Regions from separate parts of the Mus musculus genome. Here all the other regions are linked to region 1. Evidence: chromatin loops called from intact Hi-C (ENCODE). Cell type or tissue: left cerebral cortex. All regions are shown on one strand. Region 1 holds the start of B3galnt1 (UDP-GalNAc:betaGlcNAc beta 1,3-galactosaminyltransferase, polypeptide 1). Region 2 has its middle 51 kb from the start of Nmd3. Region 3 overlaps Ppm1l (protein phosphatase 1 (formerly 2C)-like). Region 4 holds the start of Nmd3 (NMD3 ribosome export adaptor). Region 5 has its middle 20 kb from the start of Nmd3. Region 6 overlaps Ppm1l (protein phosphatase 1 (formerly 2C)-like).

Region 1 (5,000 bases):
GCCCATCCCTACAGTGACACACTCCCTCCAACAAGGCCACACCTCCTAATAGTGCCACTCCCTGGGCCAAGCATATTCAAACCACTACACTTTATCTTGTCTTTTGTTCCCCTCAGGATGCAAAGGAGACATACAACTGAGAGAGTTCCTAGGCTAACAACTAGCTCAAGAAGAATAGACCAAGTTGGTCTCTCCCCTTTCCTCTAATCCAGAATAAGGCAAGAATCTTGCTTTTTTTTTAAAAGCAAATCAATGCTTATGCAACTTTTATTAAAAATGAAACCCTTTTCCATTGTCCCTAAGGAGATGTCTGCCCATACCCTGCTGAGCCACACCTCTGAAGCACCCAGTGGACAGGCTCACTTACAGGCACCCGCCGACCTCCAGTCCACTTTACCTGTGGGATGGTACCATGTGGCTCTTTACCACAGAGCAGGTCCCTATCACACGGCAAACTGTATGGACGGAGTATAGGTGTAAATAGGAAAAGGGCATTTCTGAAGTGCCATTCTAGCTTTACCAGGACAGAGAAGAGCCCCTCCCCTCAGGGGAAAGCTGGGCATCTAGAGAAGCATTTTATTAGAGATAAAGAATTTACTCTAAACTCAAGGTTGAATAGAATCTGTTATCAAGTTTTCCTGAAGCACCACAGTGCTTAATAAAAAAAATTCAACTTTAGGGGGGAAATATATTATCCAAAATGGCTTAGTAGAGCTTAAATCTTGCACTTTTTCAAACCTTCTGGGGAAAGAAACACATAAGAATAGACTAAAGCTTGTAGCTTATATCAGTGATACCCAAAACCCAGATATGGTACCATATTGGGCAGTTTCAGCTAATATAATGCAAAACTAAGATCAAATTAAAAACATGATAAATCCACTTACAGAATTTCAGATGAGATTATATCACTAGATAAATACATGAGAGAGAGAGAGAGAGCGCGTGCGCGATTGATTCTCTGCTTTAGTTAAAATAGATCTGCTGCAAAGAACTGAATTTAAGGAAATATTTATCTCGAGGCTGGAGAGATGACATGTGGTTAAGCACACTTGTTGCTCTTGCAGACTAGAGTTCAGCTCCTGGCCCTCATGTGGAGGGTCTATTCCCATTCATAACTTCAGTTCTGGGGGGTGCAGTGCCGCCCCCCTCCCCACTTCTGACCTTACCAGGCCCTAGGCATGCCTCTGGTACACATGCATACATGAAGAGAGAACACATAAATTTTGCTTTAGAAAATATTTTTTAAGTACTATATCATAATGCTACCACAGCTAAAATCAATGGTCTCTCCCTGACAAACTGCATCAGCATCAGCTGGCTCTTCCTTTCTGGATAGGCCTGGATGCTTTCTTCTTCTCTCTTCTCGTCCCATTCGACAACCAAGAACAATTTCGATAATGTAATAGTTTTTAATGCTGCAGCTCCCTGGTGGCCATTCATTTCAATCAAATCTTCCAACGTGAAAGAGAGAAAATGCCACACTTTTCTCTCAGTAAAAGGAAGGCCCCTTCCTAGAGTTATGAGGTGTCAACACTTCAGAGAGCTCAAACTCCCTGCGTCTGCCTTAGACACCCAAAGGTAAAACACAGATTTCATCTGGGTGAAGACTGCAAATCGTCCTACCTCCCTCCAAAAACAAACCGTTGGGCAATTCCTTACTTGGCAGTAGCGTTTCCTAACAAAGCAAGCTGCTTCTCCTAAAGGCTGGGAACGGGGTTTGTGGGAGGGGGGTCTACTTAAGTCAAAAATCAATGCCTGCCTTTTAGTCCTGCACCTTTTAGTCCTGCAGTCACAAACACAGCTAGCTCTCCGTGCTGCAGCTGGCCGCATCCTTTACAGCCTGAAAAAGTAAGGCTCCCTCCATCTAAGAGTTCCTTTACAATGCTTTGTACATTCCACTCAGACCTTTTATTAATAATGTAGCCTTAATCTTTAGGAGTCTCCTCTTTCCAAATCTCCCATTCCCTTCCTCCTCGCCACCTCTCCCCCAGGAAGCACTCTCCTACCCTAGGGACCACAGGCCCTTTCCCGCCTAGAATGTGCGTTCCTCCCTCCGGGCCTGCAGCAGGTCCATCGGCGTGGCGTGCGGACAGTATTCTCCACTTCTCCTTGGTCGCGGTGACAACCAGGCCACCACTACCTCGGCCCCCGAGGCTTACATAGCTCAAGGCAGGGCAGGATGGATCCGTGAGGCCGCGGTGGCCCGGCTCGCCAAGAGCACTGGACGCCCCTCCAAGTGGCCCAGATTCTCGAGTCTCTCGTCCGGAGCCTCGAGACCCAGCCCCGAGACCAGGCGCGGAGGCCAGAGCCCAGGGCGTGGCAGCTCGCGGCGCCCCGCTCCACGGAGGAGCGAGCGGCGCCCGGGGCCTCGAAGCCCCGACCCACGAACCTAGAAGGCTGCGCCGCGAGAGAGAGGGGCGCTCGGCAGCCGCCCAACCGTCTCCCCGCCTCGGCCTCCCGCCCGCCCGCCCCGCACTCACCTCCCGTGCGCCCGTGGTACCCGCAACGGTGCGGCCCGCGCTCGCTCTCTGCGCGCGAACACGGACTCCCCGCAGCCGCACGCACGCCGAGCGGGCGGGCGCGCGCCTCCTTCACGCACGCGCGCGCGCGCGGGGTCCCTGCGTCCGCAGCCCAGCGCCGTTATCGCTGTTATCGCCGCAGCTGCCGGCCTCTGCCGCGGGCGGGCGCCAGCATCACGGCCACCGCAGGCTTCGCCTAAGTCCTCCACCTCCAACCCCGGCTCTCTGCCTCGTGCCATCTTTTGACAGAAAGCAAGAAATTTTATTTTTGAATGGAACCACCTTCACCCTAGGTCCTGGGAGAAACAGAGTCAGTACAGAAACACCCAGCCTTCATGACCAAAGGCTTCTCCCTTCTCCCTTCTCGGGGAGATGCCTAAATGTGTAGCCCGCAGATTTCCGCCCCAGGGCTGACTTGGAAAGGAGGAAGCCTTGGCACATTCAGAAGGCTGTTTCTCCTTTCAGGAGTGCGGGAGTGGGGGTGGGGAGAGGAAAGCTTTGGTGTATGTGGACCAGAGGCTCAGAGAGTCCTGGCACCCCACCCCACCTCCACCCCCACACCCTCAACTGCCTCTAGAAACCGTCTAGTGCTATGAACCCTTGGTCAGCTCCACTTAGTCATCTCCACCCAAATGGTGCCTCTCTGGGAGAAGGGAGAAGCCTTTGGTCATGAAAGCTGGGTGTTTCTGTACTGACTGTTTCTCCCAGGACTTAGGGTGGAGGTGGTTCCATTCAAAAATTGCTTTCTGTCAAAAGGCCCCTGGAAACAAAGTGTCATCTGAAAACAAAGACCCATTCTGGTGTCTTGGCTTTAGGACTGTGAACAGGTTGGCCTCACTCCACCTAAAAGGAAACAGTTTTTCAGTGAGCACCTAAATACAAGCAACCAAAATTTAACAACAATTCACAAGAATCGCTTTCCCATCCTTCCCTAGACGCTCTAGGTTGCGTTTCTTAAACTAGTGACTTCAACATAGCCGGGATCAGCCTTATCGATTTGGAGAAACTAGAATTCTACAATATCACCTAGTATGTACGCCATGTTCTTGTCGGAAAGCCACACCGACTTCCTAGAAAGATGATCTTATCAAGATTGGACTATTGCCTCTATGCGTCCGTGTAGAATATATAGATGTAGCACAACCTGTTTTCTTTCGTAGCAGGACTTTTAGAAGTTGCTCAGTTCTGTTTGACTGCTGTTTTGCTCTCCCAGCTCAGTAATTTAAGTTCTTGAACCAGAAGCGGGATGTAATGGTAAGACTCCTTTACACACTGCATGGAGCTCTGCGTGTTATTTCCATGGGGGGAGAATATGGACTCTCAAACACAATCTCACTTGACCCAAAGCTAAAACCATGGAAGTAGGGAGAGGTATTCTCCAAACTGTTCCATGATAAACAAACACGGAGAATGTTTCTCTTCAGTGGTTAATAGGCAATATGTCGAAGATTTTGAAAATTCTTTGGAGGAGTGTATTTTCAATTCCTTAGAGAACTGAGAGTACTTAAAACTGATGTGTAGATAAGACAATAAATAACACTCCCAAGAAAGTCAGATGGCATGCCCTTTAGATAAGCTCATATGACCAGCCTTTAACATGAAAGCCAGCTGTCTAGAGTGTCATTTAACTATACAAGACAATGTCAGAGACATGGGAGCCACATCGGTGAACAAGACAAACAAAGCCCTTGAAAATTCAATCACACACAGGGTAATTTCTCTTGGTCAGACTTTCTGTAGAGGTGTCACGGTAGAGGGATATCATAGGAGCGTCTCAATAAGCAAAACATCCCTGAAGTCTGATGACATTAGCAAACTAATCAGTTGTCCCTTTGCATTAGGTGCCGTGAGTTTTCAGTACAAGGAATTGTGACATCAGTCATGAGACTTTTTGTTTGTTTGTTTGTTTTTGTTTTTGTTTTTTGAGACAGGGTTTCTCTGTATGGCCCTGGCTGTCCTGGAACTCACTTTGTAGACCAGGCTGGCCTCGAACTCACAAATCCGCCTGCCTCTGCCTTCCAAGTGCTGGGATTAAAGGCGTGCGTCACCATGCCCGGCTAGTCGTGAGACTTTTAAAACAAGCCCGTGTACCTAAATATGTAGCATAAATTACCCTCTAGATTTTCTGGCACCTATAACCTCAGAAAGCCAAGCAGTAGATATAGCAGAATTAAGTTGAAGCTAGTTTTACTCAAAGAGTCCCTGAGTTCTGTGTTTTGTGTACTTTGGGTCTCCTGAAAGTATCTATGAATACTTTTACTAAAAACAGTGATGCTCTTCAGGGTCTTATGATGTATGTTTTAAGATTTGACAAAGTCAGGGTGTTTCCTATGTTAACATAGGCGTACAAGGTCAAGTTTCCCATATCCATTTCAAGAGTGGAGAGAAATCAAAACTATGTCATCTTTTCTGGTCTCTGACTTAGGTCAGAAATACTTCAGTGGGTGTGAACACATCTGTTTAAAATCTCAAATTCTG
Region 2 (5,000 bases), 72 kb after region 1:
AGAAGTAGGAGGGAGTCATTTAAGATAGGCAGCCGAGGAAGCAAGGCTTAGGTAGCTTAGGAAGTCCCAATACACACCAGGCAGGGAACTCTGGCATGCAAGGTTTCTTGAGCTATCATTGTGCTCATTGGTGATACATTTGTCTTTGCATCAGGTATAAACCTATAAATGACCCAAACATCTATAGGCTCACCAAGCTCGACTTGAGTGGAGTTGTGTCCATGGTCTGTCATAGGTGGCCTCATTCATATCTCCTCAGGAAAAGTCAGTCACACAACAGTAGTTTAAACATAATTTTGATCAGTTCTTAGCCATCCAGATTCTTTTCCTGATATAACATTTATAATGGATCTAGTTGAAGCATTGGCCCAAAGTGTCATGGGTTCTAAATGAGATGTGTTACACACCTCGGTTACTCAGAACACACGCTGGCCACATTTGGTATACTGAGAGTCCACGAGCAAGGGGAGAGTAGGCTGGCGAATGTGGGTGGTGTCGGAGCCCAGATCGCACTGCCCTGCATGACCCCACTGGTGCTTCAACTCGACGCCTCAGGAATCAGTGGGCTTGATCTGATCTGCTTCAATGTGCAGAACTGTTTGAGACTACATGAAAACCTTTCAGATAAGAAAGCTGAAAGCAAAGATTCAAAAAGACTGAAGAGTGCCAGGGCATTACTGCTTTGCTTATTGACTTTTTAAAGCCTCTGCAACTTCTCCCTATTGCTCTTCATAAGTGATGTCTCTCTGTATGCGTCTACATGCAATCTCCTTCTGGAAGGTAATATCGTTTCTTAATTTCCTCATTTTCCCCATCAGAGCTGAGTGATGTAGAGAAGAGCTAACACATTCTAGTTGTTGTTTTTTAATGCACTATGTGTGTGTGTGTGTTGTGTGTGTGCTGTCCAGCACTTGCAGAATTCAGAGGGTAGTTTTCAGGAGTCAGTTCTCTCCTTCCATGAAGTCTCAAGCTAGGTCCTCACAGGTGCCCTTACCCACTGAGCCATCCTGCCTTACCCACTGAGACATCTCGCCAGTCCTTAACATTTTCTATTTATTTGGGCCGAACGGTCTGGGTTCTGCATGTCAATGTACTGTGCACAACTGACTGAGCAAATGACCACGTGAGGGCCAGTGAGATGACTCAGAGGAGCAGAAGTGCTTATTCTGCAAACCTGACAGCCCGAGCTTGAGCCACCAAACCCCTCGTGAAAGGGAGAGAGAGGAAAGCTAAAGTAAAACTGAAAAGGGAAAGAATAGAAAACAGAGAAAAACGATCTTTCCCAGGAGCAATCAAACGGTCATCTAACTTTTTCTCGCTGTGGTAGACGGCAGTCTCTGCCCAGCGTGGCTTTATGTCACATTTGTGTGCTCTTCTCATCCAAAAAGGTAATCGTTGTAAGAAACAATGTACTCTTAAGTTTTGCCTCTGGTAATTGCCTCTATAGTGTATGGAAACTCAACTTCATATTTAAGATATTTCTTGTTTCAGCCCTGATGAGTTTGTAATTTATTCTAGTCCAGAAGAAGTTTCAAAATGGACTCTCTCCATTGTGGCCAATTTTACCCATGAGTCAACTCTCATCTGGTTGTAGCAGGAGCTCTGCCCTGACCTATATAAAATCCACACAGACAGAAATCTGTTGGGGCTTGGTCTGGTGCTGCTATGTATTCAAATGCTAAATAGTGGGCCCCCAAGATCTGGTTGCCTCCAGATGAGCAAATTCTCACATATACCAGTCTTTGCTTTGTAAACCTTGCTCCCCAGTCTAGTTGGCTGTGATTGGGCAGTAGAGAGAGAAAGGAGGGACTTGAGGATTGAGTGAGAGGTCTTGGGAGAGACCAGGAGAATAAGGAGAAAGGAAGTGGAGAGAGGAGACAGGCCAAGAGCACAGTGGACCCTGAGGACAGGCTGATGGAAGAGGAATAACCCGGGCGAGACTCAAACAGCGAGTAACAAGGGTCATATGGCTGGGGTGGAAGTTACAGGAGCTCACACCCTGTCCAATCTAGCCTTACAGCTTGCAAATAAAATACCAGGATTTTGTGTCTTTTATGCGGGCTAGCTGGAATCTATAATTCATTTTACAGAATTCCATGCATCTTAATCAAGTCTCCTGTGACTACTGCGGTCCACAGGTTTTGGCTGGTAAATATTTTATATGTAGCTTTCTAGTAATACCGTTCATTTCATCAATCAATAGCAAGTTGACCCCAAGATTACTGAAAATTTGGAAAAAAGATATAGAATATTGAATTATTCATTTTTAATAGCCAAGGCAATACATGTTTATTGCTCTGGAGAAATGACTCTTGATTTTTTTATTAGAATACATATCAGAGATTTCAGAATAGTACAAAAAGGACTGTCTTCTTGCAGATGTGTTGAGCTCAGTGGGGACAACTTGTCAGTTATTATACATACAGGGAGCACGATGTCCTATATCCAGGGGGCTTAGCCCCAGCATGGCTCAAGGAAATTCTCAAGATGTCATTTTTTAATAGTTCAATTTCATAAGCATTAATGAGCAAAGCACAAAGCAAAGCGTATTCCTAGTGATCTCTTAGATGTAGGAGATGACAACTCGATCTCTGTTTACTTAAGTGACAGACACTGGTACACAGAAGTCTCACAGAGCATCTGGCCGGAAGATGGTCAGGGCCTCTTTGGAGCTGAAAAGCAATAGATGTCATTCGATTGCTGCTTTTTTGAAATGGTCTCACTCTGCAGTGAGTGAGAGGCTGGCCTGGAATTCACTACATAACCCAAGCTGACCTTGAACACGTATGGTAGAAGGAAGGAGAGAACCAGACCCTAAAATTTGTCCTCTGACCTCCACACATTCACTGTGATATACATACACACACACACACACACACACACACACACACACACACACAGCGAGAGAACGAGAGAGAGAGAGAGAGAGAGAGAGAGAGAGGGAGAGAGAGAGAGAGAGAGAGAGAGAGAGAGAGAGAATAAACATAAGAATACAATTTTAAATAGAAAGTTAAAAGCAGATCTAGACCTTGGGGCTGGAGAGATGGCTCAGTGGTTAAGAGCACTGACTGCTCAATTCTCAACAACTACATGGTGGCTCACAACCATCTGTAATGGGATCTGATGCCCTCTTCTGGTGTGTCTGAAGACAGCAACAGTGTACTCATATACATAAGAAAGAAAGAAAGAAAGAAAGAAAGAAAGAAAGAAAGAAAGAAAGAAAGGAAGAAAGAAAAAAGGAAGAAAGAAAGAAAGAAAGAAAGAAAGAAAGAAAGAAAGAAAGGAAGGAAGGAAGGAAGGAAGGAAGAAAGAAAGAAAGAAAGAAAGAAAGAAAGAAAGAAAGAAAGAAAGAAAGAAAGGCAGACAGACAGGAAGGAAGGAAGGAAGGAAGGAAGGAAGGGAGGGAGGGAGGGAGGGAGGGAGGGAGGAAGGAAGGAAGGAAGGACGGACTAGGAAAATCAGTTACTCTCAAATGCAGAATTCCAAGCAGCACACTGAGACAACACATTGTTCTACTTACTCTCTCAGACCTCAGTGCTCTGTCTTTTTATTTGATTTTGCAAATAAGAAAATGTTTGCGTTAGTTTCCCTCTGTCATGATTGGTTTCCAGTTCACAAAGTAGAAACTCATTTGTGATTACAAGCAGGTAGAGGAAAGCCTGTGCGGAAACCTGGGCTGAGATGACAGACATCCTTTCAAATAAAAAATGGTCGTGAAATGACTGAAGGGAGCTTTCCCCTGCAGCATTAACCGGTCAAACTGCAAGTATAAACTTGAGAATAGAGCAGAAACCTAAAGCAGTGTGAAGGGGACACATCCCCCACATTCTCGGGCTTCCCACTACTCACTCAGTCCCCAGTTGATGAAGCTAGTTGGGTAGGTTTAGGAGGTCTTGCTGGAGGAGAGCTGGGCGGCATGGGGGTGGGGTGGGAGCTCAGTTTTGAGGTTTCAAAAGACTTGTGCCATTTTGAGTTAGCCCTGTGATTCCTGCCTGTGATTTGTTGTTAAGCTCTGGGCTACTCTAGCCTCTTGGAGGCTGCTACCTTGGTTCCGCTATCATGAACTATTATCCCCCAGGAACCTTAAGCCAAGTAAAGCCTTTCTTCTATAAGTTGTCTGGGTTCTGGTGTTTGGTCTCAACAGTAGAAAAGTAACTAAGACAAAGCTTATACTCTTTCCGCTCCTCCCACCAGAGTCTGTCTGTCTAGCTCTTCGTCCATCTACCAGGGGTGGGGGTAGTTAGGGATGGGAGTGGGAGCGGGAGCGGGAGCGGGAGCGGGAGCGAATGCCATAAGAGAAGCCAACTCAAGTTTCCTGCATGAATATTTGCCCGGGGTCTAGCCTGGAGCTTATTCAAACATTGCTTCTTAGAAACAGTGGATCATGCCACGTGGGAAATGGAACAGTTCATATCATTTTAGCAACTGATTTTTAGCTAAACTAAATATATAATTATAGACAATTATATCTGAAATACTCTCACATACTTAGAGGGTTTAGATTAATTGAGCTATTTGTTCTCTAGAATGTTCTCTATCTCCTGTACACAAGATTTCTTTTTACATATTACATAAGTATAAGCCGGGCAGTGGTGGCGCACACCTTTAATCCCAGCACTTGGGAGGAAGAGGCAGGCAGATTTCTGAGTTCAAGGCCAGTTTGGTCTACAGAGTGAGTTCCAGGACAGCCAGGGCTACACAGAGAAACCCTGTCTTGAAAAAACAAAACAAAACAAAACAAAACAAAACACAAGTATATTCTTAAGAAAACTGAAACAATCCAGAGAAACATATGCACAGTATGTGCTTTGAACATATTTCCGCCCCATGCCCTTAATAGCAGTGATGGCGAAGGCTATTTCCCGCCGCCCATCGAGGTTGGTGTTGAGTAGTTGCAAATGTGCTGGAACTTCTCAGAGATCACTAGAGACGTGGCGGCGGCACAGATGGCGGCGTGTAGGCTTCCTGTGGAAGAAGCTTATTATAGATTTTTAAAGTAA
Region 3 (5,000 bases), 110 kb before region 1:
GAGCACGTGAAACTGAAGGGAAATTCTTAGTATTGATAGAATATGTATATGCATTCAAAATTCCTGGTTCTTTGCATTTCACTTTGCAGTCTTCTGCCCTTCTTAACTGTCCCTCTGGCTTTACATTACCAAGAGGTGCTCGGTTTCTTAAACCAAGGAAGCATACATTTTCCTTCCATCAAAATTCATTTTTATCACAAATGATAAACTAATACAGAATTCTTCTTGGCCTGATAGCTTATGTACAATGGGGTAGCATGCAGTAAAGCTACTGTTTATAGACACCATTTGGAAAATATTGCAGGACTTCCACACATATCCAAACTTGATGTTCTTTTTAACTGAAGAACTAGAAAAGACCTTGAAAATTTATCTAGTTCTTTAGAAGAAGACCTTAAAATACTGTGTTTTTTTAAAATGTGATATCTGTGTATAAAACTTAGTTTTCTGCACTTGAAGGAAATATTTCAGAGTTCTCATGTTAGCTTGTTAATAGCTGTCCAGTGCTCATTCTTCTTCGATATGGGTGAACAATCTGTCCTGGAAATGAAGTCATTTGTTGAGTGGTCCACGTGTCATGTTCTTTAACTGATAAATAATGTCTGCCATGGGCATTGTTTTTGTCCTCCTATAATTTAATGATACTGTGATTTGTACAGATGCTAGCTTTTATTTCTTTTGTCTTGAATGCCAAAGAAACTCGGAGTCTTCTTTGATTGGTCTCTAACAAATAAAAAGAGTCTTAATGCACGTGTTCGGTGTGTCTACGTTTTTTTAGCGTGTGACTTCTGAAGTTTTGCCTACGCAAAATATTTATGATGGTGGTCTAGATTGTTGCTAGAGTGTTCGAGGGCACACCAGTGAGCGTACGTGTCTGGCAGGGTTGTAGTGAAAGTTTAATGAGGTAGTCTCTAGAGCACCGAGCGTCGAGCCCATGACACAGCAAGAACTCAGTACACTAGCCGGCTGGTTAGGAGCGCGGCTGGCCCACCCAGGAGGGTAAGTGAAGTTGCTTCCAGTTTTCCCAGCTCTCCTCCAAGGAGGGCTGGTAGGTGGATGGACTCTGGCCACTGTAAATGTTCCCACTGGACTTCCTCTTGGGAACTGAGATTCTCACAGTGGGAAATATTAGCCCATTCTAGATATGAGTCTATATGTCTTTCTCAAATTCTCTGTGATGGGGAACTTCCTTCATTCAACAAGACCTGCATGAGAGGCTAGTGAGGTGTGGGGGTTTGGAGAGGGGAGCCCGTTAGACCTCTGTCCTGCTCAATTGAAAATGCCACTTTCCTATCCCACAGCGGGGAGCGCTCGCACATTTTGCAGTAGAGAAACGTTCATTTTAGCCTGCGTCTGTTGTCATTGCAAATGAGCGGTTTAAAACTAGAATATTTCAGATTTGTCCAATGTTTATGTGTTTGATTTCTCTACCTGTGAAATTACCAATTCTGTGTTCTCATGGCTCCAGTTTTCCCACACTTTAAAAATCACGCTGACATAGCTGGCTGTTACCTCTTACCCCTCCTACCCCACTGCCTGTCCTAAGTTCTTGGCACAGCCTGGCTCTCTAGGCAAGCCGAAGGCTACCCTAGGCTATTAGGTTCCTTGGTTGTCTCTCTTGAAAGAGCATCCTTACGTCTGTTAGCATGTGGTCCCTCACCTCTCCCCTAGCCCCACAGCATGCTTGGAGCGGGCACGGCGCCCCTCCCCCAACATGTATCCTCAACATCTAAAATAGTGTTCCCTTGGCATGTACAATAAAAATGAACAGCAAAGAGGCCGTCCTAGCCCTGGACTGTGCACCGACCTATCCAGCTGTGTTTTTTTGGAGCTGGCAGTAGGCATCTTTTCTTTCTATGGTCTACGACCGATTTGCCTATTGAGAGCTAAGGATCTGTCACTTTGTGTTTACATAAGCAGGTGCGCTCGCTGCTGAAATTACAGCCTTTCCATGCAATTAGGTATCCTTTTCTTCTCTTTTCTAAAATAAGATGTCCTTTTGAGTTCTGTGTGTAGTTACACATTCCTGCCGGTGATTCCAGCTTCCCTTCCTTCTGCCTGCATCCTGGTGCAGTGCTCTGGCTGACTTGGCTGAGGTGAGGGTGCTCTTCTGACCATGCCAGGGTACATTCAAGAGCAAATTGTGGTGTGGTTTCACACAGCTTTCTAAGGGTTGCTTGACTGCCCACAAGCTGCCGGGAAGAATGTCAGTGCCGTCTGGTATCTCCTAAGACAGTCACTTTGCTTCAGAGTGGGGAGGGCTCCGGCTCTCTGAGGCTCAGCAAACTGCCAATTCTAAATGACAGAAAAAGGAGCCTGTGGCAATGTCAATGCATATAGTCAGTTTTTTTTTATAAGAATTAAAAATATTATAGGTTAGCAGGGTGGCTCAGTGGGCTAAGTCAGCCCTGGCAAAGCCTGATAGCCTGACTTCAAGCCCCAGAACCACTATAGTAGCGGGAAAGAAGGAAGCTTGCAATTTGTCCTCTGGGCACCCCACAGACTTGCATGCACATACACAAATACGTGATACATATAATTTAATAAAATAGGTTAGTAATAGTAGTAATTAAAACAACAACATCAACAATAACAACAACAACCTTTACAAGCTAGAGAGTCCTGGGATATGCACAAGGGCTGTTGTAAAGGGCCTGGTACAACCCTAGGAGTCTGTCAGAACTTACTGTAAAGCTGGGTAGAAATCCATGCTACATTGTATCAAATTCAACTAGCAGGTGCGATCCAGAGTTCTCCCTCTCAAATACATAGCCCAAGTTAAAACAGATTTGAACCAAGGATAGAGCAAACCCCATGACTAATTTTAAAGGAAGCCACCCCCCTCCCTACCCCAACAAACTGACAGTTGGAGTTCTAACCCACAAAGATGCTGATCAAGGCCAGCCACCTAATTCGGTAAAGAACACAGAGGCCTTTCCCTTGTGTGCATCTACTGAGACTTTCCTGTGACCATGATATCTTTCTGAGTTTCAGGGAGACGGATCATAAAGGTACTTGCTGTCCAGCTAGATGACCTGAGCTGAATGATTGGGGGTGAGGGTGGGGGTTCTCATTGAGTTAGTCATGAGACACTAAATAAAATTATCACCAAGTCACTGAGTAGAAAGTTCAACCCTTCTTATTCCATTTCATATAAAAGGACCCTAAGTCTAATACTGGCCTTGAAAATCCTTCTTGAAGCCACATCAGCCCGACTCATCTGGAGCTTCCCTGACACTCTGGCCACCCCTGCTTCCTGGAGGTAGCTATGGGGTAGCAGCCAAGTGAGGCCCAGTAGGAGTCCTCTGGAATTGTTCCTGTATAAATAGCTGTCTCAAGCCAAGAATATTTTATGTATGTTCTGACTAAGACCTCCAGGGGCAGCTCTAGTGTCATAGCCTTGGAATGCTATCATTTTGATTAATAACTCACGAGGTTTTTGTAATTCATTTGTAACAGTCCCATTGGCTTTCTCAGTCCTCAAGGGCATTTTCAGTAAGAATTATTTGTGGAACTTTCTAGAATACATTTGAGTAATACTTATGGAAGTTAATATTTCCCCAGGCTCCATAGCCCAAGATTCAGAAATGGGAGGGAATTTAATAAGGAATAAACCATATAATTTTTGAAATAATAAAAAAATATTTCTCCATAAATCAATATCATTGGATCTTTTTCCTATGCCTCTCAAGTGTGTAAAATGTGAAACAATTTCTTCTTTATGACTGCAGACGAGATAGGAACTTGCTCATCGCAAAACATTAGCCCAACAACTTTGGCTGAGTGCTGTTTCAGTGCTCATTAGATTGGTGAGCGTTGGGCTGGTCGGCTGGCTGTTTTTATGCTGCCACCATCGCTTAACATCTAAAAGTGTATGTGTGCTCTGAAAACAAAATTCAGGGAAGGACCATCAAAGTAGTGTGATATTTACTGTTGAATTCCTGATCTTTCTCTGGAGTGTGTGTGGTAATTGAGGAGCAAAGAATTCGTTCTTCATACCCTTGGAAGTAGGGAAATAACCTCAGCTTCTTAATCTGTAAACAGGTTCTAAAAAAATAAGCCCGGAGGCTTAAATGTAGGTTTTGATCAAAATAATAAGAGGAGCTAACTCACGGCTAGACAGTGTTTGATACATTGGCTGATTATATCTTAGAATAATTAGAGACCAGAAGTCTGGAAAGTGGGCTGGTATGGGTTTTGTGGATAAGGCCAGCCATCCTTAGCTAGAAAGACATACTCCGTTGTGTGAGATTAGAGGTATATTTACATGCCCTGGCATGCTTCATGCTACCACATGAACTTGACCTCATAGTAAATGTGAGTTAGCAGAATGATAAACTTAGTAAAAGTTCGTTTCCTGAGGCATCCCAGAAGGATTGTCTCTAGTGATGTGTAGCTTAGTGGTTGGTCATCACGTTACTGCTTAGATTAAAACTTGAGCTTCAGCATTAAGTATGTTCTGTAATTTTCTGTCCTCCACATGCTGGGTTCCCCCTTCGCCATAACCATTGACACAACCGTTGGCAGCCATGGCTCTCCATAGCGATCTAAAATTGCCATAGAAGTGAGACTTCATGGTTGTGCTTCTGGTGAACACCTGGTGCCATCTCTTGAAGGTTCCTAGTTTGTTTTTTTGAGGCAGAATTACGAGGTTAGGAGTACAAGATGGTCTCTCAAGGGTTCTTTCCTTAAATAACCTCTTTAGGTTAGAAGTAGCAAAGACTAAAAATGGCAAGAAGTGACAGTGTTGGCAGGCAGAGAAGAGAAATCACTCTTGCTCTCCTGCGTCCTTGTCCTGGTGGGCAAGGGCATTCACTCTGACTTTCTTCTAAAGTGCCTGGAGCCAAAGAACACCTGTCAGAAGTTAATGATATGTTACCATAAGAAAGATGGATTCCAATGGGGACCTCAGAGAATTAATGTGCGGGCTATGTGCTGGCTGCTGCCAGATCGACACACACACACACACACACACACACTCGTGCACTTCCATTCAAGGG
Region 4 (5,000 bases), 120 kb after region 1:
AGGTACCATATGCTTCCACGTCATACTAACCGTAGATTCGTTGCTATGGGTGGGTGATGGTATTATTATTATAGAACTATCTTTTTTTGTTTTTTTTTTTTTGTTTGTTTGTTTTGGTTTTGTTAGATATGGTTTCTCTGTGTAGCCTTGGCTGTCCTGGAACTCACTCTGTAGACCAGGCTGGCCTCGAACTCAGAAATCCACCTGCCCCTGCCTCCCAAGTGCTGGGATTAAAGGCGTGCACCACCACCGCCTGGCTGATTATAGAACTATCTTAATTCTGTGTCTTTCTGCACCTTTGGTGCAAGCAGAGCCTGTAGGCACCAAGGTATGAAGTTACCACAGCAAGAATTACTCACAGCTCACAGCTCTGATCCTCTTCATTGTTCCCAGACACTTACCTCCAAGACTACAGGAGTGTGGCGAGGAGGAGAATGAGGTGGAATGGAAAGACTATTAGTAATATTTTCTTCAAACCCCTCCCCTATTCAAATGAATAGGTTCTTGGGTCCTTCATATTTGTTCATTTATGAATAATAAATAACTGCCCCTTAGCTATAACTTTCAAATATGAACTTCATGCCCAATCCAAAAAGGAAATCCTCCCACTTCTATTTGATAAGATGAATTCAAATTTAAACCCTCTTCATTGGGGAACAAAGACCCTCTACTGTCATAGGGTCCTGGAGTCCAATTAGAGTCATTAGCCTAAATTGGAATAGTGTGATCCTCTAGATATGCCACTTGGCTAAAGGCAGGCTTAGTAAGAAAAATTCTTTGCCTCATTTACCTGAATAGTGCCGACGGTTAATATGAGTGCAGGAGCCCACAGAAGATAGAGGCATCCCCCTGGAGTTGAAGTTATAAGCCATTCAAAGATGATAATACGGATGCTGGGTACTGAACTCTAGTGTTTTGCAAGAATAATAGTATGGACTACTGAGCCATCTCTTCAGACCACTTTCCCCTCTTTATGCAGGTGCTGGGTATCCAACTCAGATCCTCGAGCCTGCATGGCAAGCACCTTACTGACTCAGCCATCTCCCCAGCCTCCAACGCTAAGGCTTCTATTGGAGTTCTTAGGACTCTCATGTATAGAATCATAGCATCTGCAAATAAGAATATTTTGGTTTCTCCCTTTCTTATTTGTATTCCCTTTATTATTTCCCTTGTCTTACAGCCCTAGCTAAAAACTTCCAACACTCTATTAAAAGTGGAGAACATAAACACCCTTGTCTGTTTTAGTAGAAATTAGGCATATCTTTAAAAAACAAGTAACTAAAGTTTATACTGTAGTTACATTTCCATGTTCATTATAAATGTCTTATAAAACACAGATGATTGTGTGGAGCTGGAAAGGTGGTGGCTCAGCAGTTAAGAACATCTGCTACTCTCTCCCAGGACCAGAAGAGCTTGGTTCTCAGCCTCTGTGTTGGGCAGTTTCAAACCACCTGTAACTCCAGCTCCGGGGCGTCTGACACCTCTTCGGACCTTAGAAATGCTAGGGTCTTCCTTTTGACATCAGTTTCGGTTACAGTTGCGGATTTACCTGTTTTCATCTATTTTGTGGATCCACTTCTGAGAAAAATATGTTTCAGATGATTTCTTTAAGAATAATACTTTTCTTTAATGAAAAACATTTTATATTTTCTGCTTACTATTAAAAGTACAGTGTTTGCAATATAATAGAGAGTTTTCAGTTTTTCTTTCTTTTCTTTTTCTTTTTGCATCAACTGTTTAGTAAACAGCGATTCGATACTCTTAAGTTGTCCATGGTGATATTTACAGTGGCCATGTTTCTTTAGAAAGATCCATGTATTTTATGTATTTGAGTGTTTGGCCCGCATGAATATATATGCACCAAGTTTGTGGTTGGTGGCCTCAGAGTTAAGAGGGCGGCAGATCCTCTCCAAATGGAACTCTAGACGTCAGTGAGCCCACCCTGTGAGTGCTGGGAATTGAACCCAGGTCCTTTGTAAGAACAACTGCTTTTAACTGCTGAGCCCTCTCCCCAGGAGCTGAGAAGTGCATTTTAAAGATACGGGGGCGGGTGGAACGGTGAGCCTATCACAGACACCAAACTGTTGTAATCACTGTCCCGAGCCTGCTCAGCTCGCCCGGTCTCCCGTATCCCCACCCACTCACTCCATAGGCCCCGCCCCTTGCTACACGTGTATTCTTTGACCCCGCCCACCCGTCCCCTTCTCCCGCACCCTTCAGCACGCGGGATTTCCGGTTCTCCTATCGCGAGATCTTCGTAGGTGTGTAGCGCGGCTGAGGTAGCCGGTAGTGCGTCCTGGCCGGCGGGTTGCCCGCTGTGGGTGTATTTCGCCCTGTCACGGAGCTGCTGGTAGGTTCTGGGTGGGAGACCCGGCTCCTGCGCCAACAGCGGCCAGACGAGGGAGCGAGCCGGGCCCTGTACCCGGGCTGCGAGCGGCCCGCACGGGCGCCGGGGCGTGGGTGTGGGGCCGAGGCCGGCCGCATGCGGAGCCGCGGCGCGGAGGAGGGCGGAAGGGCCGTGCTGGGCGGCGGCTCGCGACCCCCGGGCTTGTGTGCCGCACGCATGGCTGTCCCCGAACTCAGGAGACTCGACCTGATGGATCCAAGTCTCACCGGTCCTTCCCTCCCCTTGATAGGTCGCGCGCGAACCATGGAGTACATGGCAGAGTCCATTGAGCACAGCCCGGGACACATGTGAGTTGCGAGCCCGCCCTGATCGATCCCTTGGCGTCTGCAGATCGTAAAATACCGAGAAAACGGTTAACGCTAGCAGGAGAGGTCCTTTTCTCGGTGGGAGAAAACGGTTGGGTCTTGATCGCATAGGAAGTCTACCCCATTTTAAGTCCGGTGTAGAAAAAAATGAGTGCTTTGAGAAGACGTCCTCCTAGAGGGGCACGAGTGGACGTGTACGGTTGTCACCCGGCTCCTCTGTCGTGCTAGCCACATGGTATGCGGTGCTCACGTGCAGCTAGTGGCCACCACTGGAAGATTATCTTAGTTTTCTTTGGGCAGCCGTGGGCCACGGTGGCGGAGGTTCACAGACTTTTTCTGCTGTTTCGTTGAAATCTTACTTTCGATGGAGCCAGTCCTGTTAGATTGGCCCTGGAATTCACTCTGTAGCCACGGCTGACCTTGAGAGCCTTGTCCCTTCAGCCTTAGCCTCCCAAGTGCTGCGATTATGTCAGGCCTGCTTCACAAAATTTTTCTGCCTCCAGTACACTATAGAGTTATACTCCTGTAGCTTAGAGCATCGGTAGGCATAGGTGCTCTTCTTGTCCTGTATTTTTGTCTATTTCTCCTTTTAAAAATTACTTTGTAACATAAAATACAGGGTTTCATTATATTTTCATGTATATAGGAGGGTCCGCATATTTAACATTGTACAGCGTTCATATTTACCCTACCATTGATCTTCCTTAACCCTCCTACCCCCTCACAGGTCCCTTTCCTTTCCTTAATAATCTCCTTTCTGTTTTCATGGAATACGTACATTTTCCTTTACTGTTCATTGTGGGTCCCTGTAAAGGGGGCCTGTTCGCATCTACGCATTGTAGATGCTCAGAACAAAGGGGGCACCCACTAGCCGAGTCAGATGCAAGAGAAACGAGAAACGGATCTTACATATATTGTTTGTTTCTCTTTGTTGTTTATTTTTGCTTTTGAGACAGTCTTACCATGTTAAGTCCTGCTTACCAGGAACTCATAGAGAGATCTGTCTGCCTCTGCCTCTGCCTCGCAAGTGCTGGGTAAAGGTCTGCACCATCACACTTGGCTGTCTTTTGTTTATATTGTTGAATTTATGTGCACATTAGTGTTTGCTATTGTTGTTAGACTATTTGCATTGCTAATTTCTTTTTTTCTTAGTTTTCCAATTTTAAAGAAGAGATGAGGGACTAGGACATTTCTATCATTGCATGAAGTTCATTAGCATGACAAAGTCGCACAGTGCCCTCTTTAAGCATTTTCAGAATTATGGCCCTTTGATTTTTGCCGATGTTTCAGGATTCTTCTTCACTCTGTCTTTAAGATTGCCTTTTTCCCCTCTTCGAGACAGACTCTCATGAAGCTCTGGCTGGCGTGAGACTCACAGATCTGTGTGCCCTGCTTCCTGGTTGTTAAGACGAAAAAGATTTCCCCCCACACCCCACTTGTCTTTTAAAAACAAATCAACTTATTTTATTCGTGAGTGTATGTGTGTGTGCTAAGTGCATGTAAGAGGCCATGGACATCAGAAGAGTGGTAGACTCTCCTGGAACTAGAGTTACAGATGGTTGTGAGCTGCCTCTTGTGTGCTGAAAATTGACCCCAGTTTGCTATAAGAGCTGGAAGCACTTTGACCCATTAAGTGTCTCCTCCCCCACTTTAAACAGTAGAATCTTGAAGGCTTTGGCTTGGTAGGGGTTTTTTGTTTGTTTGTTTTGTTTTGTTTTTGACTAGTAAATGTATAAAATCTAATTGGAAAAAATCTGCTTTATTTTCTCAAGCTTGTGCTGTGAATGTGGTGTCCCAATTAGTCCAAATCCTGCCAATATTTGTGTGGCCTGTTTACGAAGTAAAGTTGACATCAGCCAAGGTGTTCCAAAGCAGGTCTCCATTTCTTTCTGCAAACAGTGTCAGAGGTACAGTACATTACTACTTGTTTAGCTTCCTTAAGTTGGTCTTCATACAGAGAGCCACTGTGTTATGCTGAGATTACTCTGAAGTATACGGAATGAAACGTGCTGTTGAGTGTTAATTTTTACCTAGTTGATGTTACCAAGGATATAATAATTTGCAGTTTTATGCTGTGCTTTCTACTGTCCTACTAATCTGGTAAGGATAGAAAAAATATTTGTATAAAAGTGAGATACTGAATCTGACAGTAGAAGACGCCTTCTGAGAGCTGATGCATTCTTTCTTCAGTTTCGTTCCTTTAGTTGTTGGCTACATCTGTTTACATCTATCCATATGTCTAGTGAGAGACTTAAACCTTGTCAGTGAATATAAAAATTATATGCCTG
Region 5 (5,000 bases), 100 kb after region 1:
GAGAGACAGAGACAGAGACAGAGACAGAGACAGAGACAGAGACAGAGAAACAGAGAAACAGAGACAGACAAAAAGAGGGAGATAGAGAGAGAATTTAACCTTAGTGAATTGGCCCTGAAGAATACCTGCCTGGTGATTAACAGAAGCAAAGACAGGTTGTTTTATTTATGTGCCTGGAAATACACAGCCGACAGTTGGAGCAAAGATGGCATTTATTGCACTTTAGTGGGCAGGTCTGCACAGTTCTAGCGGCTTCTTGCAGCCTGATGCAAATGCACAGTTTCCCTTCTGATTTGGAAACTCCCCTAGAGAGAGGTTTACAGCTGCTGAATTTGTGCCTCCCCCAAAGAAATCAAGAAACGCCCTTCGAGGAAGTTGAGAGAAAGCTTGAGTAATGGGGCATTTGACTTTAGGGAAATAGCTACCTCCAGAAAGCTAAAGATCAGCTTAGACTTCTTTCTGCATCTCTGCAATTCAAAAGCTTTCAGTTTAAAGTAATCTAGTCCCTGGGGCTTAACGACTTGAGCCCATAGAACAAATGTACAATATGCAGCTTAGTGGGAGAAAAGGTACATTTATTTGCAATTGTACAATAGTCAAACTGTGGAGACTCAAAGATAGCCCAGGTGGTTAAAGCTTAAACATACAAGGAACAGAGCCATGAGGTTTGTAGGCAATTGTAGAGAGGGGGGGGGGCTGGTTTTTAAAGGAGGTAAGCAGAACTGAAAAATAGACAATGGTCCTAGACAAAGGTCACCTAGGTCGCAGACAGTGTGTTGCCAGCTCCGGTCTCCTTGTAAATTATTCTTGTGGGAGATACAACATTTAAGTAGCTGTGGAAACCTTGGGGGAAGCATACTCTTATGCTGGGGAAAGGAAAAGATGCAAGAGATGCGGGCAGGATAGGAGAAGATCAGATTAGACGCTGGTTGCAAGCCTTCACAGTGGCAAGAGCTGTACTGTTAGGCACCATTTTCTGAACCCCAACAGCTGTGGTTTCTCCTGCTCCCCTCCCTCACTCCTGTCCACCTTCAGTTCAGACCCAGCCCAGCCTAACTTCTAAGATTAGATGAGATGGGGCATGATCAGGGGGTATAACTGGACTCTTTATATTCATGTATGTGCACTCGCATATATATATATATATATATATATATATATATATATGTATACATATACATATATAAATGAATATTATATATATGTATATATATATATATATGTATACATATACATATATAAATGAATATTATATATATGTATATATATATATATATATATATATGAAGAATGCACACATAGTTTGTGAACTGTTTTCTATCCCTACCGTATTTAATAATTTTACCCTAATAATCTAGTTGGTAGTTACTAAAAACAGTGTTGAGTCGTATTTACTAAGAACAGGGTTGAGTCTTTCAGATAACCACTTCAGCAGACTTCCCATCAATCCTATTCCTTTTTTCTACTCTACCATCTATTTTCTGATGTTGCTAATTGGTTCAATGATGCCTTCTACAGCTCTGTTCTCCTCCCCTTTCCAGCACAAGATCCCACTAGATTCAACTAGTATGCTATCTTTATTTATCATGGGTTTCTTTTGTCTAAATATGAAAAGTTTTCTTGGCTTTTATTGACTATGATGACATAGATTTTTGAGAAATTAACTTTTTTTTTAAAAGAAAGTTAGAACAGTCCTTATTTTGTGTCTGTCTGATCCCTTCTCCTGATTGCATTCAGAGTGGTCATTCTGAGCAGAATACTCCATAGGGGATGCTGTAGCCTGTGGGTATCACATCCAGAGAATAGTCCATAGGGGATGCTGTAGCCTGTGGGCATCACACCCTGAGGCATACATTCTGTGCCATCTCTCAGTTGTTACTTTAATCTTATGTTTGTGATTGCGGTTGTCTGAATTGTTTACACTGTAGCTACAAGAGGTTTGTTGCTGTTTGTTTCTAGTTAGCATGTAGAGTGATAGGTTCCATAAGAATTTTCATATATACTTGTTTTGTTTGACCGCTTGCCGTCTCCCTGACCTTCATCTCTGTTTAAGTTCTTCTACCCCCATCTCCCTGACCTTTAACCCTGTTTAAATCCTCCCACCTCCACCTCCTTGACCTTCATCCCTGTTTGAATCTTTCCACCTTCAGTATTGCCCTTCCACTTTAAAGTCGTATGCACTTCATTACTCTCCTGCCCTTATTCCTTAAAACTCTTTCCTTCCCTCTTCAGGGCCCCTTTCTGGTTCCATGACCTAACTCACTTCCACAGAAACACACATGCATAATGTTAGAAGCTAGGATGTGCATGTATCAAAGAATATGTGATACTTGTTTTTTTCTGGGTCACTTATTTCACTTCATCTATTTCTGAGTTCTATCCAGGTGTGGTTAGAAGGCACAATAACATTAAAGAAAAAAGTGGTTTTTCCCAGAGACCAAATGGTGTAAAGATGCCCCCTTGTGGAAGGTTAGGTTCTCTTTACAATCAAATGGAAAGAGTGAGAAACCTTTCTTTATAAAGTTCTTTGTTCTATAAGTGCTACATAAATCCATTTGTGATGGGAAGCTGTCGCCTTTGGTATGAACAACAGAACCAGTAATAAAATGAGGAATTAAGTTCCACACAGATATTTTTTTCTTAAAATATCCTATTAGATATATTTATTTTATTATTTTATGTGTCTGTGTGTTTGAGCTACACATATGTAAGTGCACCATATGTGTGCCTGGTACCAAGGAGCCCAGAAATGGGTGTTAAAATTCCCTGGGACTTGAATTACAAAGGTTGTGATCCACCATATGGTTACTGGGAATCAAACCTGGGTCCAGTGCAAAAGTACCAAGGTCTCTTAACTGCTGAACCAACCTTCCAGGCCCCAAGATTATCTATTCCTGAAAGAATTCTATTTATTTTAATTGCTTCAAGATGCATTAGCCTATAAAAAGAACATCTTGTAAGTTGTCCTGGCACCAAAATCTGTGGTTTTCTCTATTCAAAAATAGTATTTGTTGGGTTAGCATGATAGCTCAGGGGGTAAAGACATTTACTGCTAAGATTGAGGAACTGAGTTCAGTTCCAGGAAGCCACACAGTGCCCCCACACAAATAAATAAGTTTAAAAAGAAAAGAATATTGAATTTAAAAAATAGTATCTATGATTCAATCTACCTTTTCTGGTAAGCTTATATAAGTAAATATTGATATCCTATTGATAATCAGAATGTAGTGTTATCAGAATCTACTTAAAATGTAGATTTCTATTATTTTTAGATTTATTTATTTATTGTTTTATGTGCCTAAGTGCTTTACCTTAGTGTATATGTGTCTACGGTGTGTACCATGTGTGTGCTTTGTGCCCATGGAGGCCCGGAGAGATTATCAGGTCCCCTTAGACTGGAGTGACAGACAGTTGTGAGATGTCTTATGAATGCTGAGAATCAGACCTAGGTCCTCTGCAAGAATAGCAAGGGCTCTATCACTTATCCCAGTAACCAGCCCCCAGGTCTACGTTTATGAAAGAAACTGTTTTAATGTTAAGAAAGAAAATCCTTTGCGAAGCTTCAAGAGAGCTAATGGTATGAGTCTATAAAAGGAAGATAGAAATGTTAATAACTTCTAAACTAAATGTGCTCAAGAAACACTGTAGTTGATGGGGGCCTGGGTGTGGCAATACTCTTAGAGGCCTGGGGGCTTGTTTGGAGAGATTCTCTGAAGAATAAGCCTACTGATGCTTGGGAAGAACACTGCAATGGAGTTATGTGTGCCCTAGCAAACCCTGAATATTGTGCTCAGGCTACTCGGGTACCACATTTACTTATTGGCTTTGTGGATCTGAGCCACACTTCAAACTTTCAGAAACATAAAATAGCAAGCTTTTAAAGGAAAACAGAAACCCAGAGGTCAGCAAATGTTTCTCAAACAGGAAACAGAGAGCACTGAGAACCACAGAAAAGACAGGACTAAGAAAAAGTAGAGCTTCTCTACGGAGCTCATAAGGATGCTCATTAGGCCGGCAAGCAAGCCTGACAACCTAACTCCCAAACGTTGTCCTGAGTCCATTTCCATCTCCTCTCCGGCCAGCGTGTTAGCACCCCTCCCCAAATCCCCACCGCTCCAGCGGAGGAAACCCCACGAGACTGAAATCCCCAAATGAGGACGTGGATTGTTCACATGAGCACAGCCTTGTGAGGACTTAAGGGCCACAGACCTACAGATATTGACAAAGCTGGCTGCCTTACAGGGCAGGCTCCAGAGGGATGCCTAAGTCTGAGTCTGAGCTATTATGAATGACTGAGTACTGTGTGCAAAAACTAGCTACTGCTGCCTCCTCTTCTGGGATCTCCATAGGCGGAGACTCCCACTTCTACTGAATCCCCCACCCCTGTGCTGTGCCCAATGAACATGCTGAGGTCCCAGGTTGTGGGAAACTCTGCCTTGCTCTCTGTGTCCTTTCTTCACTACCTCGATGGCCCCAGTCACAGCCATGGAACCCAAGCCACCCAACCTATGCACCTAATATAAGACTGTTAAAGAGGATCGCTGTGCCACTGAGACTAGACGACACGTTGGTAATTAGACTTCCCAGAAGCAAAAGAAAAGGTGTGTACAAAGGACCATGCAGGCCCAGGTGTGAAGCACAAGCTCTTAAATGGTAATATTTCTATATTATCTTAATACACAGTACATTTTATTGTGAATTTCCAGTAGCTCCTTGACTGTTCTAGAATGTTTATGTTGATTTTTGTTAAACTTAGGTGTCCGTATCCGAGGTGGCAATTAAAACAGGTCTTGTCAGGTTTTGTTAGTCACACATTGTTCGAACGTCCTATGTTATTGACAGGGACCAGAGAGAAGGCTCAGCTGTTTAGACACCTGCTGTTCTTACAGAGGAACTGGTTACTTCCCAGCCCCCGTGTGGTGATTTACACTCACCTGTGACTCTAGTTCAGGGTACCTGGATCCCTGTGCTGGCCTCCCAGGGTACCAAGCACATATGTG
Region 6 (5,000 bases), 110 kb before region 1:
CACAGCATATAACAGAAGCCGCTGCAGTATTTGAGCTTAGATATGGAGCCCAAAGATAAATGGGAAGGACTGCTGTCCATTGTCACATTCTTTTAAAATTATAGTGATAGGTGTATAGACTGACATGATCACTCTATGGTATGGCTAAAAGGAAAGATTTTGTTGTAGATTTGAGGAAGGGAAGGAGAGAGAGAGAGAGAGAGAGAGAGAGAGAGAGAGAGAGAGAGAGAGAGAGAGAGAGAGAGAGAGCGCAGAAGCATCTGGAGAAGTGGGGAGGAAGGGGAAGAGGAAGGGAGAAAGAAAGAAAAGGAAGCAAGAGAAAAAACATACTGAAACTAGCCTGGTTATAGCCAAGGAAAGGAAGCCAGTGGCTCTGGTGTGAGTTTAGGGTAGAGGAGGAGGTGAGAGGGGCTAGGAGGGCGGAATACATACATACTCATATACACAAATACACACACATACACACACACATATATAGAAATGCACAGCAAGAACTTGGGGTGCTGAGGGAAGGAACCTGGAGGCCAGTGTGATCCTTGACACGCCAATAGGCACTGCAGGTAGCCATGTGTCCCTTCACCAGTGATAAGAAAGTTCCCAAGGAATGCTGGCTTCTATCTGACTTTCAGAAATCTTCCTATGGCTGGGGCTGAGCCCGTTTCTAGATATCTGCACTGCTTTTTGGATTCTGGGGAAATGGAGTTTCCTGTGGACCTGACAGATGGCATGTGGTTTCATAGCTCAGTTAAAAATATCTGAAGCCTGTTTGGTTTTGTTTAAGTCCACAAAGGATAAGAATAGGTGCCCACTTGATCTTTGTAAATTCCAAGGGAAGAAAACACCAAGTGGTTTGAAGTCAGGTCTCACTGGAGAATATCTTGCTAATGGGGACACTATCGAAATTCTAGTCCTTGCCATTTTGTTCCACACCACTTACAGTTTCTTGAAGGCAGCTTTGCCATCCTTGAAGCTGCAGCTACGATCACTTCTCTGCCATTTATTTTCCTGAAGAGCTCTAACATTAGTCAAAGCCCTTCAGTAGCTTTTGGCATGGGAGATTTGGGGATGGGAGCTCGGAGTTGTGGTTGTTGGTGTTCGCTAAGATGGGAGATAGGTGGAGAGGTTGAAGACTTTTAATAGTGTAGTGTGTAGCTTCAATTGGCTCTGCTCTTTCAGCACACCCATCAGCACAGCCACGTCTAATTCCCTGCTGCATCCGGTTCTGGGAAATTAAAATTCACTTTCAGTGTTTCTCTTTCCCAGCTACCACCATGCTTTGCTCAAGTGTTCTCACTGACTGGGTCTCAGTGAGGAGCCACTTTACCTTGTAACATGATCACCATGTAGACACTGCTTTCTGTTTTTAAAATGGTGTGAGTGAGAGCGTGCGTGCGTGCGTGAGTGTGTGTGTGTGTGTGTGTGTGTGTGTGTGTGTGTGAGAATGTGTGCCTGTGCATGTGTGTCTGTGTATATGTGTGTGAGTATATGTGTGTGCCTGTGTGTGTGTATGTGTGTGTGTGTATGTGCATGTGTGTATGTGTGTGTGAGAATGTTTGTGTGTATGTGTGTGTATATGTGTGTGTATGTGTATATGCGTGTGTGTGCATATGTGTGTGTGTGTAAAGTTTAGTTTTAGCAGCCCCCTACTCAACCAGGTTTAAATTAATTTGTCCTCTGTAAGCCTGTTTCCCTATCTTTAAAACCCATTAAAGTTCTTGTGTAGGTGAAATAATAACATTTAAAATATTCAGGATATTGCCGGTACAGAGAAACAGTCTTATATGATCTGAAAATTGCAGAAAAGTAACTATGTTTTTAAGTCATCCGAACTTTTACTAATAAGATAACTGATGAAAACACGTTACCGTAGCTCAACCCATTTCCCCTCACACATGGAATAAATAAACTGTTTTTCAATTTCCACTTACTGTGAACATTTTCTCATATAGGTTATTCTTTCCTAACATTTTAATGACTGTGTTATATCTGAAGGGACCAGCAGTGGGCACAAGACACCCAAGACCGGGCTCTCAGTACAAAGGAGATTTATGTCCCCAGAGGGACAGAGGGCAGGGATAAGGGACAAACCTAGGAGGTAGAGGAAGGGGAGAAGAAAGGGACAAGGGAGAGGGGAGGGACATTTGCCCCAAGGAACAAAGGACTGCATCTGGATAGAGAGGAGACAGGTGGTTTCCAGCACCCACACAGCAGCTCTCAGCCACCTCTAATCTGTGTTCCAGGGCATCTGGTGCCCTCCTGGCTACACCCATGTTATGATCTCACAGACAAGCAGCCATGCATAGGGAGGGAGTGAAGTCCTGAACAAATGCAGTTCTGGGTCACGGCGTTCCTTGGCATGAGCCACCCATGTCAAGGAGCAAGGCCTCCAAGGCACGTGACACTGGCAAAGCCTTCCTCCTCTAGGAAAGGAAAGCCCTTCCCCTGGTCCTGGTCTGAGGAGGAGGGATTTACTACTGTGTGTAAAAATTAGCCAATGCAGCTACCTCCTGGGTGTTTGAGCCTGAGACTGCTCATCCACAGCTACTGAGACTAGCTAATTTCTCCTCCTTGGTGGCTGGACATAATAAACAGTTTGAGGTTCCTGGTTGTTGTAATAGGTATGGCTCCATCAAAATGGGCACATTCCACACAACTCTAGCTTTTCTGTGTACGTGTGTCCATCCTTGCTGCCCCTACTCAGGTTTCCATGGCCAAGCCATGCTGGGGATGGCAGATGTGACGCAATGTGTGTGCACATACTTGCATGCATAAAAAGTATCTTTTCAAGGTAAATGTATGCTTATCTTATTTAACTTCTCTTATGTTTAAGTAATTTAAAAGTAACTAATTTTTTTAAGTTACTGAGCAAAGCATTGGTCTCATCATGGCATTTTCCAAACAAGAATTGTTTTTCCTCCTCTTCCTTCTCCCCAGCCCTCCTCCTCTAGCTCACGCACTTCCACCTCTAGTATTCTCTTTTCTGCTTTCACACATGTGATCAACAATTGAACTTTAATAAACACGTTCTCACACAAGGCTACACAGTCATCTTTGAATGTTACTTTTTTTTTTTATTCCTAGAAAAAACAACTACCAGGTGTGAATAGCTTTCAGCTTTTCGTTGCCTTTGTGCAGTGTCTGTCCATAAGTGTGGTCTGGTTTACCCTTCAGCTGCCAGTGTGGAAGGCTGCCCTCCCATCCTTCTGGTTTAGTGCGTGTGCAGTGACCTCCATTCCTACTGGCCTCTCTGAACTCATACTCGCTGTCTTCTAGATCCCTTTTCTCATCCTCCAGTAAGTGCTTCTTACCTCCCAGTTTGGCTTGGCAAATCTCAGCACACTAGTTTCTGAGTATTCTTCCCACATTTCCTTCCCCATCTTAATAGCTCTCCCTAGAGACTCAGCACCTACCACGACTCACGTACTAAATAGGCATGTTGCTTTATCTCAGGTTCCCTGACTTTTTATGTCGCTTTATAAGTGTTTGCTCTTTCTTCCAATACTTTATGTGCAGTTTGCACACACACCAGCCTTGCAGGTTCCTCTATGGAAGAGTTTGATGTTTCTCCAGCACTATCAAGTACAATCGTGTCTTCCTCCTCTGACAGCTAAGGAATTAGAGCTGCCTGACTGGCAGGTCTCCTTTTAAAGATGAGTTCCTTCCATAATAAAACACACTTTACACCTCCACATTTTTAATCTGTGTCAATTATTTCTTAAAGAAGATACCACTGTAATAGTGTGTGGGTTTTAGCCCAGTGAATGGGATTGGCGCTCTCCGGGGTTTATGTCCTTCGTCATTCTGCACCCTTCCTGTCACTGTTTTTCCACTCACTGGGTTCCTGGTATACCTGCCTATCCTCCTCTTGTCTTGGGTGGTACAGGGAGGAAGCAGGCCTTTCCTGGGTTGCCCTGAGGAGTCAGTTCCCTTCACTCCGGTTCTTCTAGAAGCCACTGTCTGCTCAGGTCCTGTCGGAGGGAATCTGACTTTCCTTCCACTTCCTGCACTACCGCCCAGACTGCCTGACAACCTACTCAAGCCCAAACCTGAAGGCCTAGGAAGCCCTCCAGAGACAGCCATAGCTGGGACAGTCAGTCCTGGGGGGGCACCTTCTGACTCCAAAAAGGGTCCCTAGCAGATCCAAGCTAAGGGCCGAAAAGGGAAACGAGACAGTAGAGAGCAAATGGTGATGGAGAGGAAGGCGTGGAGGAAAGTATTGTAAACAGATTTGTGAAACGTTTCATCTGCTGCTTGGATGGTGTGGGACTGGATGTGAACTGTTACTCTTCCAAACAAAGGCAATAGTGACAACTGAAGACTAGGCGTATTGTGGTTCCCAGGAGAAAAGCAGACCCCTTCCTAATCTGTATCTAGAACTGTGAGCAGGAAATCTGGAGGCAGTGGATCATCACCATCCAAGAGTTCTTCCCCAAAGCTATCTCAGAGTCCCCAGTGCATGCATACTGTCAAGGTGTTAAGCTTCTGTTGTACAAATTCTGAAGCAGATGCTGTGAGGGCCTGGCAGTGTGTAAGAGCCAATACTGAGTCCCACCATGCTAAGTGGCTAAGCTCCCTGCATCAAGACAAAAGTTGGAAAGCTGGAGGGTACTCTGAGTAGAACCCATGGAAATTACATTGGACAGCACTAACTGTGAGGAGCATCTGGAATGACAGGCAGAGCCTCACCAAACCCATGGCTATCTACTTGCCCTTGGTGTTTTTATGAAGGAAGAATGACCGAGGCAGGGGTCGCTTGGGAAAGTACTATATGAATGAGAGGAGCTATTTTATTGTCTTATTTATTGGTTAAAGTTGTAAGAGTGGGCAAGTTAGGGTCTAGACCTCCAAGAACGTCTGTCATTGATTAAAGACAGGTAAGTGGGGCCAGAGAGATGGCTCAGGGTTAAGGGTACTCACTGATCTCATAGGCTCAGTTCTCAGCACTCACGTGGTGACTCACAGTCATCCATAGGTCCAGTTCCCGGGCATCAACTGCTTTC

Evidence for each region. A loop is a pair of places that touch in the nucleus more often than their neighbours do. Peaks named below come from ENCODE experiments on the same cell type or tissue, not always from the same donor. Only the 100,000 strongest peaks of a DNase experiment are listed, where the experiment ranks them.
Region 2: a loop joins it to region 1, with 2.7 times the contacts of the local background. A loop is called at or near these places in 4 of 42 quality-filtered maps.
Region 3: it touches region 1 in a loop (2.8-fold over the local background); 6 of 42 quality-filtered maps call a loop at or near these places.
Region 4: it touches region 1 in a loop (2.8-fold over the local background); 4 of 42 quality-filtered maps call a loop at or near these places.
Region 5: a loop joins it to region 1, with 3 times the contacts of the local background. A loop is called at or near these places in 18 of 42 quality-filtered maps.
Region 6: a loop joins it to region 1, with 2.6 times the contacts of the local background. A loop is called at or near these places in 6 of 42 quality-filtered maps.

Annotation. Positions count from the first base shown.
Region 1 is chr3:69,596,319-69,601,318 of GRCm38, forward strand. B3galnt1 (UDP-GalNAc:betaGlcNAc beta 1,3-galactosaminyltransferase, polypeptide 1) reads right to left here and starts at 2,642. Exons shown (of 3, transcript NM_020026.4): 1 at 2,484-2,642. In left cerebral cortex, CTCF peaks have their summits at 1,394 (motif pointing left) and 2,682; DNase peaks (open chromatin) are centred at 1,566, 1,821, 2,208, 2,716 and 1 more place; H3K4me3 peaks cover 2,178 bases; H3K27ac peaks cover 1,735 bases.
Region 2 is chr3:69,668,603-69,673,602 of GRCm38, forward strand. No RefSeq gene overlaps it. Among named protein-coding and RNA genes, the nearest start is that of Nmd3, 51 kb to the right of the region's middle. In left cerebral cortex, a CTCF peak has its summit at 3,105 (motif pointing left); DNase peaks (open chromatin) are centred at 1,178 and 4,942.
Region 3 is chr3:69,482,643-69,487,642 of GRCm38, forward strand. All of the region lies in intron 1 of Ppm1l (protein phosphatase 1 (formerly 2C)-like), which reads left to right. Among named protein-coding and RNA genes, the nearest start is that of Gm52607, 23 kb to the left of the region's middle. In left cerebral cortex, CTCF peaks have their summits at 2,028 and 3,367; DNase peaks (open chromatin) are centred at 1,698 and 2,093; H3K27ac peaks cover 744 bases.
Region 4 is chr3:69,719,773-69,724,772 of GRCm38, forward strand. It overlaps Nmd3 (NMD3 ribosome export adaptor), which reads left to right and starts at 2,283. Exons shown (of 16, transcript NM_133787.2): 1 at 2,283-2,350; 2 at 2,637-2,694; 3 at 4,485-4,619. The coding sequence starts at 2,651. In left cerebral cortex, a CTCF peak has its summit at 2,383 (motif pointing right); DNase peaks (open chromatin) are centred at 2,218, 2,633 and 2,939; H3K4me3 peaks cover 2,374 bases; H3K27ac peaks cover 1,171 bases.
Region 5 is chr3:69,699,653-69,704,652 of GRCm38, forward strand. No RefSeq gene overlaps it. Among named protein-coding and RNA genes, the nearest start is that of Nmd3, 20 kb to the right of the region's middle. In left cerebral cortex, a CTCF peak has its summit at 2,467 (motif pointing left); a DNase peak (open chromatin) is centred at 2,461.
Region 6 is chr3:69,489,146-69,494,145 of GRCm38, forward strand. The region is part of intron 1 of Ppm1l (protein phosphatase 1 (formerly 2C)-like); the gene reads left to right. Among named protein-coding and RNA genes, the nearest start is that of Gm52607, 30 kb to the left of the region's middle. In left cerebral cortex, a CTCF peak has its summit at 1,956 (motif pointing right); a DNase peak (open chromatin) is centred at 730; H3K27ac peaks cover 867 bases.